Regions from separate parts of the Homo sapiens genome. Here region 1 is linked to region 2. A link is an interaction called in ENCODE POLR2A ChIA-PET data of the cell type or tissue named here. Cell type or tissue: PC-9. All regions are shown on one strand. Each heading gives the region's core, and the rest is flanking DNA. Links, peaks and the distances in the headings are about the cores only.

What was found. Peaks named below come from ENCODE experiments on the same cell type or tissue, not always from the same donor. Only the 100,000 strongest peaks of a DNase experiment are listed, where the experiment ranks them.
Region 1: POLR2A ChIA-PET joins it to region 2 with 11 read pairs; 2 of 35 experiments call an interaction of 5 or more read pairs at or near these places.

What each region holds. Positions count from the first base shown.
Region 1 is chr9:89,019,694-89,025,066 of GRCh38, forward strand. All of the region lies in intron 11 of SHC3 (SHC adaptor protein 3), which reads right to left. Among named protein-coding and RNA genes, the nearest start is that of S1PR3, 31 kb to the left of the region's middle. In PC-9, for the core only: no CTCF peak of the experiment used is centred there; DNase peaks (open chromatin) are centred at 1,658 and 2,728; H3K4me3 peaks cover 702 bases; H3K27ac peaks cover 3,302 bases.
Region 2 is chr9:89,074,103-89,079,475 of GRCh38, forward strand. SHC3 (SHC adaptor protein 3) reads right to left here. Exons shown (of 12, transcript NM_016848.6): 3 at 3,738-3,801; 4 at 1,007-1,126. Among named protein-coding and RNA genes, the nearest start is that of S1PR3, 85 kb to the left of the region's middle. RefSeq lists a silencer at 3,186-3,796. In PC-9, for the core only: no CTCF peak of the experiment used is centred there; no DNase peak of the experiment used is centred there.

The sequences.
Region 1 (5,373 bases), core at 174-5,173, 54 kb before region 2:
AAATACCTATGAGATCTACATGAGGAAAACTACAAAAGTCCAATAAAAGAAATCAAAGAAGAACTAAATAAATGAAGAGATATTTCATATTTATGGATAGGAATACTCAATATTGTCAAGGTGTCAGTTCTTTGCAATATTTATTAAATAATATCAAATACAGTCTATTTAAAAACAAAAATAATAAATGAATATTCAGCTTGAGAGCACTGGGTGGGACTCGGTTTTCAGGGAGAGAAGCTGGAGGAAGTGAGGTTTTACAAAGAAACGAAAGCAACATCTACTCCTAAAACAAGGGCACTTTGGAGCCTCTGGAATGGTTCATAGTAAGGAATTACTTCTTTGATTTGATTTTTGTAGACCTTTACTGTTAAAAATGTGTATTGTTTTTAGGTAGAGATCCCCAAGGTTTCACAGCAGCTTAATTAAAATATGCTTCTTCCCTAGGCTAGGGCAGAAATGCACACTCAGCTCTGTGTGGCCTGTGGTCAGCAGGCATCACCCCCAGTGCCCAAAAGTAAGGAGAGTGGGGGTCAGGTTAAGGGGTGAAAGAGGGAGAGGTGACAGGGGGTTGGAAGGTGGAAGATAGGAAGGGTGGGGGTGAGAGGTGAAGGTGGAGGGTGAGAGGCAGCAGGGCAGGGAGGTGGGGTGCCAGTTGTGGGGCAGGCTCCTTTGTGCCACATTGTGGGTGTGGGGGCCTCTGTGGTCTGTGGACAACAGCAGGTCTGACTTGTCATATTCATCCTTCCCTCTGGGCCTCCTTCAGGTCCCCAGGTGGTTGGTGGGAAGGTGAGGGCTCCTCCTCTGGCTGTGACGTACGTCCATGTCAAAGCAGGACAAAACAGGGACAGTTTCTGGTGCCAGGATCTAGGGGGACACTAAACTATCACCAGCAACAGAATGAGACAGATAAATCATCCTTACCGAAGCTCTTGCAGGGGCTGGCACAAAACCGCCCTCATGTGCAGTAGGAGATGCAGGCCCAGGAGGAGAGCAAAATGGGCAGGCCAACCTCAGTATGTGGGTGTTGTGAGTGGAATGTACAGGCATAGGGGAGGGGACACAGGTGAGTCCCCCTCACCAACTCTCCATGTCTCCTCCATCAGCAGTGACTAAGCTGGGCACAAATGTCTGTTTGCAGGGTTGTGTGTCTGGGTGGAGCTCTGCCACTGGGTGCGGTACCTTGGTGATCCTCCAAAGTGCCCAGTGGTGGAAGGATGCAGGGGAGAGCCTCCTGCCCTATGGTGGCACACATGGGCCTCATGAGGACACTCAGGGCTTGGGGAGGTGCCCAGGGGAGCTGTAGGGATCTGCTGAGCTGCAGCCCCAGTTTGACCTCACAGGGACATTTCGCACTGAGCTTCAGCGCCCACACAGGAGATGCCCGCCAGTTGCACCAGCCTTCTGGAACACTAATATTCTAGCAGAATCAGGTTTGAAACTTTTGTTCCAACTGTATGGAAAGTACACTCGTGTTAGTATTGACTATCATCACTGCCAATTCTACCTTAAAAATGATTTTTCAGGAGCTCTGCAGCTGGATAGAGGGGTAGTCTCCTTCTGCCTCAGGGAAAAGCCCAGGCTACCTTGGGAACTGTGCCATCTCCATGAAACCTCCAGGACAGCATTTGATGAGTCACTGCTCCAGAAACCACAAAGAAGTCTTCACTCAGCTGCCAGAGTAGGGAGGCCAACACCACCGCACTCAATGTCCCCACAGCCATGACCTCAGTGACCAAAGACAGCACCAGATCGGCTCACAGAGTGGAAGGCCTAGGCCCAGGTCACCTCTGGGAAAGCACAGCTGACCCACAAAACTAACCTGAAACCTGTGTAAAAACCCACAAACCAGAAGCAAAGCAGAGAGAGAGAAGGAAGTACCGCAGGAAAGTGAGCAGTGGCTCTCCCTGAACCCTGCCTGGATGCCAGGGCTCACCTGCCTTGGGCCATCCCAGGTGAGGCTCCTCTGTCCTGCACCAGGTGGAAACTGAGGGTTTCCAGCACCCCTCGGGGCCAGTAGAACACAGTGCTAGGAATCGGAACCTTGAGAGATGGAGGGCTACTTCCGCATTGCCTGTTGTTGCCCTCTAAGACGTTTCTTTTTTAGCCATGGAAAAACTCTGTCACACACAGCCCTACCTGGATACCCAGGATATATGACTTGGGAATAAAATGGGAGGAGGTCGGCCCTGGAGCATTCTCAGGACTCTGCCTGCCCCTGGGGGCTTCCAGAGCAAGACTACGGGGTGGTCTTTCCCACTCAGAACTTGTAAGTCACACGACTTGCCCGAGCCAGAGGTGACTGAATGGGCTGCGTAATTTCCATATTTCCTTTGTAGCGAACAAAGGCACAATGTCAATGAGAGAAGTCAGCTGGTCCTCCAGCAAACAGAACTGAGGCCTCAGTTCATTTTGCTGAGCAGGGAACTCCGCCCCACCCCACATCCCAACAGGGCTGGACCATGATCTTAGCCAAGACCCAGGGCAGGAACCTGAAGAGCCTCGGGCACTATTTAAACACTTTGGCGGTCCTGTCGGGGCTCCAGGAGCCTAGAAGGAGATTCAAGGACACTTCAGTGCAGGAAGGGAGGGTTGGGGGAGGGGGGAAATTCCTACAGTGGGGAAAGCTCAGACCTCCCACTTCCTTCTTCAAAGCCTGCTCCACCAGTCTGGCCACCGTCACCTGTGGCTTTGCGGCGGGATAGGTAGTCAAGGAAGTTTTTGGGACGTGGCAACCGTGGGACGTACAGTCAACACAATAAGCCTCAGCATTCACACTGTAGTCCAGCTAATTCAAGCACAGCTATCTTCAGTAAGGAATTTCCCCCTCTAGAGAGCATGCGCACTTTAATTTTAGTTGTCCTCAGAATGACCCTTTGCTCATCATAATAGCAAAAAAACACAACCCTGGGTGGAGATTTAAGATGCTAATGAGATGTGACTTATGAACAAGCATGTACAGCTACTGCGCATGTGCACCCAGAGGACCATCCGAACATGCTTATAGCAACACCTCCTTATGAAAAATCATGAAAGCCTCCCATAAAGGGAGTCTCCCCTAGTGCCCGTCTTTAAAATAAGTGCCTAGTGCACTTATTTTAAGTGCATCTTATTTATTTATGGATTTGTCTCATCCTTACCCCGAAGCCTGCCCTGAATTCTCTTACGGTGTACTGTCTATTCTGCACCTAACTTTCAAAATATTCTTTCTCCTTTGTAATAAATTGCACTATTTTGCACCTCCCTTGCTGTGTTGTCTTTTGCTCAAATTCTTCTAAATCAAGAAGACAAGAACTGAGGTCTCACAACAACCATAAACAGCTTGGAAGGTTTTTCCAGGCATGTGATGGGTTTGAGTGAGTCAGCCACCCCTGGCCTTGCCTTCTTTGGAAGGGAGGGCAGGCGCAGGCTTCCTCTATGAGAAGCGAACACTCAGGGAGAGAGGTCAGCCTGGGGCCTCAGGCCCACCCTGATCTTAGCATGAGAGCTGATTGCCCTTCAGGAGTCAGCAGCCCAGAATAAACTCTGAGGCCAGCTTGATAAGCCTTATCAACAAGGTCTCTTTGAGTTGCTTACAATATTTTTAATCATCTGAGAAAGTCTCAGAGTAGAAGAAAATCAGATCCCACAGATCAAAGCTGCCAGCAGCTCAGTGGGAAGGAATCAAGCTCCATGCATTCAGAAAGGCTGGGTTTATTTAGGCCCAAGGATGCTTGGGAGCCTGAGAAGCAACTCAGAAGTGTGGGAAATTAAAATCGTTAAGAAATATGCAGCATATTCTGATTTCCCAAATCTGCCATTGAGGCCATAACCAATCTTACTGTTTCTCTTCTCTGCCACAACCTCCAGAAAACTGCTTGGCTTGGGGGAGGTGGAACTTCTTCCTGGCTACTTCTTTTACCATCTATTCTTACATACTTTCCAGAAATTCAGTAGAAATTAATTTTTCAAATTTTATTCATCCAAGCATCTAGATGATCCACTTCTGTGTTTAACTGGCCATAGACAGCAGAACAGAATCAGAAGGTATGACCACATAGAGAAAAACCACTGGTCAAGATATCACAAGTCATCAGTTCAAATCCTGTTTCTACTGCTAATGTGCTCTGTTTGCCTGACAAGTTACCTAACATATCCTTCCTCATTTTTAAAAGGGTCTGTTGCCTAGACCTGTGGTTCCCAACTCTAGCCCCTGAAGGGCTTGTGAAAGTTCAGACTACTGCCTCATCTCCATCCCACACATCCAGGCCCCATTCCGAGTTCCTGACTCAGCAGATCTGGGGTGGGAGCTGAGGATCTCGTTTCTAAGCAAGCTCTCTGATGCTGAAGCTGCTAGATTAATGGCTGGCCTAGAACAGCAGCTCCAGCTGTGGGTGTGATTCGTAAGTTACCTGTAATGCAACAATGCCTTCCCAGTTCACTCAGCCCCCTCTCATGGTCCAATCAGAAACAAACAGCCCCTCTCAGGATGCTCCCCTGATGTGTAAAGGGCATGGTCATCCCAAGCCATTACCCTTGAAGCCCTTTCTCTCCTGGGTGCACAAGCAGCATCCTGTGCATCTTATTTATTTATGGATTTGTTTATTTTTATTTATTTATTTAGAAACAGGGTTTCATTCTGTCACCCAGGCTGGAGTGCAATGGTACGATCATAGTTCACTACAGCCTCAAACCCCTGGGCTCAAGCCATCCTCCTGCCTCAGCCTCCTGAGTAGCTGGGACTACAGGTGCACTCCACCACTCCCTGTGTGCGTTATTAAATACTGCCTGTCCTGCTCAGTCCAGTGCAGTGACAAGTGAGGAGAAGACAGTTTTGAGCACCTGCCACAACTTGGCCTGCCACCTGCTAATGACACTCCTTATAGGAAGTTACTGACCTCTCTGTAAGATGGCTATCGCGAGTCCTGCTTCACAGGACCGTTTTCAGAATGAAAGGATTAATACAAGTGAAGTAGTTAGTACAGTGCGTGGCATCAAGGACATGCTGGGGAACATTTGCTATTCCTATTTTCTTACCCACACTGCACAGTTTAACCTTACACTGGAGGTGATGGCATCCCAGAAGGATTCTGAGCAGGGAATGGACATCAGCAGAGCCTCCTGCAGGGTGGGCTGGGGCTGTCACTGGGAGTCCAGGTGGGTCAGGAGGAAGAGGCAGCTTACAGGGATATTTAGGGGAGTTTGTTCAGCATCTGAATGCAGAGTATGAGAAGAGAGGTGTGGTGTGGCGGGGAACCCAGGAGGGGCAGCTGGGGCTGAGGAGGTGGGGACAACACCTTCCACTGCAGACGCCATGGGCTTCAATTGCCTGGGAAACGTGTAAGTGGAGTTGCCCTGTGGGCAGTTAGAAATACTGGTTAAAATTTTTCCATT
Region 2 (5,373 bases), core at 172-5,171:
ATCCAGGATTTATTTCAACATCTTGGGTGGCAGGTGGAGGAATAAATGAAGCTGGAGATGCTGCTCACTAACCTGGGGAATATGGAAGTCAATCAACAGAAGTATGTATAGTAACATAAAGGTCACTGCGGGCATCCCTGGTGACAATGTCGGAATCAGGTAGAGTATTATATAGAGAGGTCCCATCCGAGCTCCAGCTCCGATAGCCAGCCCCAGAAGCTGAGCCGGGGCACAGCAAGGGAGGAGAGTCCACACTCCACACCCCCCTGGATACTGCTCAAGCATTTCACCTCCTGCGCCTCATTTGACCTTCAGAAGTGCCTTGTTGGTAGCTAAAATAGCTACTCAAACACCTATTTTTCCAGCTAAAGAAATTAATGATGACTAGATCAGAGAAATCTAAAAGATAGACATTGTGCAGGAACGCAACCATCCTCAATAAAATTAGCCTTAATTAACACTGTGGCTGTGGTGTCTCAGTCAGCTCCAAATTCATTCCACATTGGCTATTCCATAGACAACACCACTTCTTATTACCCCTACAACACTATGTACTACAAGATGCTCCAAAACAATGAGCCACTAAAGCAAAAAAAAAAAAAAAAAAAAAAAAATCACCAATTAGACCATGACATGCCGTCCACTTCAAAGGTAATAAAATAAAATATGGCCTGTAAAACCAATTAAATATGGTGTAAAAGAAAAAAATAAGGGCAAGGACATTAAGAAGAGACTTTGCACACACATCATTTTTTTTTTTTTACATTGCAAGTAAACCAATGATTTTGTGCATTATACTCCAAAGAAATAAAAAGCAGAATTAAAGAGAGCCAATTTCATTTATCATTCTCTTGGTGATCCTTCAAAGTGGCCAAAGTTCATACTCTAGTAAAAATTTGACACAAAATATGCTATGTGAGCTCAGTAAAGCTGCAAGGAAGAAGCCTGCGAAACACTCATCACCTGGGGCTGTGGGCAGGGACAGGGGATCTGAGCACCCATGTACCTGTTTGGAGTCCGGAGTTCGCAGGTTCAGACTGGCCGTGGAGATGGTCAGAGAGATGCTCATTCCCGCAAACTGGAGGTTGCTCTTTCCCAAGATGCTGGACAGCATTTTGCTTGGAGGCTGTGAAATTAAAGAGCATTATTTTAGCTGTTTCATTTCCATCTCAAAGGGTGGGGATGTGGATGCCTGCCATACCCCTAAACTCTCACTAACTGTTCCTCCCTCCTTAGGCATAAGAAGACAAAATGTGAAATGAATAAGCTGGGAGTAGGGGGATCCGAAGCTAATAAGCAAATTTTAGAATATGCAACATGCAAATTATAAACCATATAATATGCAAATGCTGAGGTGAAAACTCTTGCAGGCAGGCAGAGGCATCAGTCTTCCAGGCCTTTTCTCTGGCCCTGTTGGGAAGTGTCTCATGGAGAAGTCCTCATATGTAAACCTGGGGAAAGCCCATCACATTTTGTACGCTCAGCAACCTGGTATCATCACACCTACTTCAGAGGAAGAGTCAAACTAACTTAGAGGAAGACTAAAGCAGGCCAGCTCTAGGGGATTACAAGAATCCCAGAGAGATGCAAGGATGTTCGCGGCCGAAGGGAATGGACCACAAATTTTTTGGAGCAAACACTCTCCCTGGTCAAGGTTCTCATGGACTGTCCTCTTAAAAACCCATGGGCCTAGAGCCAGCATAAGGATAGATAGACATGGCCTGGCTGTAACTGGTATACAGTTCCCATTACCCTGTCAGAAATGTCCTTACAGGGGACTGACAGCTGTGTTTTGGGGCCAGGGACCTTCTTCCTAGGTACCTGGGTGGGCAATGCCCTTTGGTACCAACCCATCCCTTCTTTTTGGATTAGAACACTCTCTCTTTTGATATGCTAATTAGTTCCTAACCAGGTGCACACCCTTTTTAATCCCCTGAAGGAGATATTTAAAAACAGAGATGCTGAGGCCCCACCCATGAGATTCTGGGTGGAGCCAAGAAACGGGCATCGTTTCCACCAAGAGAACCATGAGGATGCCCCAGGATGAGCTGGGACCTGGAAGATGAGATTCCCCTTCTTCGTTCTCAGTTGCCGTCCTAGTTCCTATAGTGGAGACTCTGGAGCCTTACTTGGTTCCCCATGGACTGGCCAGAACATGGGCTGGCACATCTGAGTCTTCATTCAGAGTTCTCTTCCGAAACCCAGCTGCCCTGTGGGTGCGTGAAAGTCCCCAAGCTCTGAAGACAGAAACAAGCTTGAGCCTGGGATCAGCAGAGCCACACATGCAGCTGCCCAGATGATCTGGAATCAGGAATGTGCAACCTCAGGGCAGATTCAGAGGTTCTTTGAAGGACGCTTTCTCCACAATTCAGGTTAGGCATAGAAAAGCCTTGATTGTGGATTTAGCTGGGTATTCACTAGACAACTTAACTGAAGAGGTTTTCATGGTTTCTCCTAATCCAGGCTTTTTTTTTTTCCTTCTGACTCAAATATCTTCAGGATGAAAAGTCCTAGTGCAGTGTTTGAACATGCAGCCTGTGGAGCCCAGCCCTCTGAGCTTGCTCTCAGACAACATCTACCTGCATTGTGGCCTTTCCCCTCCGTTCACAGTTGTCATCATCTGTAATACGGGGATATCCAGTGGTATTCTAGTGCTGGCTTGGCCCAGCTGATGGGAGCCAATTATTAAATTTTTCAGAATTTTATAATCTGACTATTAATCACAGCTGTTATTAAAAATGAATGTATGTAAACTTACAATTAAATAAATTACCTTTAAAAAAACAGACAATAGGGCCGGGCATGGTGGCTCACACCTGTAATCCCAACACTTTGGGAAGCCAAGGCGGGTGGATCACGAGGTCAAGAGGTCGAGACCATCCTGGCCAATACAGTGAAACCCCATCTCTACTAAAAATACAAAAATTAGCTGGGCATGGTGGCGCACACCTGTAATCCCAGCTACTCGGGAGGCTGAGCCAGGAGAATCGCTTGAACCCAGGAGGCGGAGATTTCAGTCAGCCAAGATCACGCCACTGCACTCCAGCCCGGGGGATAGAGCGAGACTCTGTCTCAAAAAAACAAAAAAAAAAACAAAAAAAAACAGACAATAAATGCTCAACATGCATCACTTCCTAATTCTTTTGCTGCATTAACTACTAACTGTTTTTCAAGTTATTTATGCCCACAGTACCTGTATGGCAGAAACATTATACAACCATGAGCTACTACATATCTCTTCCCGACTCTGTTTTCACGGGATATAATTTTGAGAAATTGAAATCGGCCACAGCAGAGGTATTGACATCACACAAATCAGAAAATGCTACAAACTTTCTTTTTCATTCCCCTGCCCAACCTGGAGAGCTGGTTGTTAAACATTTACCAGCACACCACTGGGGATATCTAACTCAGTTGTTGTAGTTAAGTAAATTGATGTATTGAAAGTGCTTAAAGGAAAGCCTGACCCTGTTTTAAGTGTCTGTTGTTATCATTATCTTCAGAGTTTAAGCCACAGTGAATGAGTAACCAGGGTGTCTACTTCTGAGACAGGGACAGCTAACTGTCCTCAACCACGTGAGAGAGAAAGCAATCTAAGCCCTTTCTGCTTTTAGAAGTAGCAAGCGCCGGGCCACAGAAAGAGGACAATGAATAATTCTGTGTGACTGAAGATACCGAGTGGCAAAAAAGAGGAAGTAGAGGAGACACAGTTAGACACAGAGCATTGAGGACAGTACCTTTCTCTTCTTGAAGGCTCCCTTCGCACCAGGCACAGCTTCACAGACGCGGCTGATGGCTTCCCTTAGGACAGGAAGAAAAAGCAATTTTATTACGTGTCAGTCGGGATTATGGAACCCAGAGATGCTACACTTGCACATCCAAAGAAAATAACTGCCTGTTTATTTCAGTATAGAAAACAGAGCTGCCAATTTGGGAGTCATCCGATTCTTCTTCTAAAACACAAAACTAAACAAAACGCAAACAGGTCATCGTAAAACCTCTCCTGGCAATATTCTAGTTCTCTTTGTTGTGGTGGCTGGATACTAACAATGTCATCTGTGTCAATGCTACACTTTTTTTTTTTTTTACATTTTGCTAAGATTCTATTTTTGTAAGTCAGCACCCTAAAATATTCTCTTCCCGACACTGTGATGCTATCTATCTCCATGGCTTTGGTCAGGACATCAGGCCCAAACCTAATCAACCACCTTGATTGATTGAGATCCTTCTTAAGTGAGTTAGAATGTAATTAAAAGAAACATGGTCATCCCGAGTTTTATTCCCAGTTTCTGCGGTTAGTGAATCTTACAAAATCAAGAGGGGTTGGAAGGAGAAGAGGAACTGCAGGGTGTATAAAGAACCCGGCAGTGAGGTGATGTGCAGGGCAGTTCCATGGAACCGCACTGGTGAGGCTGCTGGGACGTGCAGGCATGGGTCCCGGTGGAGGAGGCAGAGTGTCCTGGTGCTGAGTGGCCGGGGGCAAGAGTCCAACACGTGGTTCTGCATGGGGCAGGAGGACCCCAGAGGGTGAGGAAGCAAGACAGGATGGTCACAGCTGAGGGCTAGGGTGGCAGGAAGGGAATGCTGGAGAGGAAACACAGCTCAACCTCATGATCCAGCCTAAGTGAGAAATGCCTGGGAGGTGGGCAAAGGTGGTTCCAAGTCAGGGGTCCAGAAAGGAGCTGGTGACCCTTCCCACTCACACATGGAGGAGAAAATACTACTGCATAGAAAAAAATCAACAGGGACTTGGAGACACGGTGAACAAGAGAAGATAATAGGTCCTCAGAAACATTCTATAAACTTTCCGAGCTCAATACTTCTTCAGATTAATTTCTACCATGTGGACGAAAAATAATCACCATAACAACACAGTGCTTTGAAGAGAAATATGTCCATATCAGTTACGCAACAGACTATCAGGACAAGCTTCCCATTTGCCACTCAATTTATTGTAGAGAGCAGGGAAGGAAACATTTTCCTAAAAGCTCAGATGCCAGGAAAACCGTAGGCAATGAATCATCATGACATGGAAAAAGTGAAGCAAGAAACAAATGTTTTTGATGTTTATGCTTACTCTTATTCATTTTATAATAATATTCTAACTGTGTTTCTATCAAAGTGACCAATCACGTATCATCTAAAGTACTTTCTAAAAGCTAACTTCTTATTAAAGAAGGTCAAATTGTCTCTTTACAGAACTATATAAACCCATTATCTATATTTTATGTTTAATTTTTAGAAAACCAGTACAGTGAATCGCTGCATTGTATTTCTTATATTAAGTGACATACTTAGTTGAGCAAGGCAGCTAAACCTCTGATGGTTCCAGCAGGGTAGAAAGATATTACATGCTGAAGTGTCTCCCTTTAA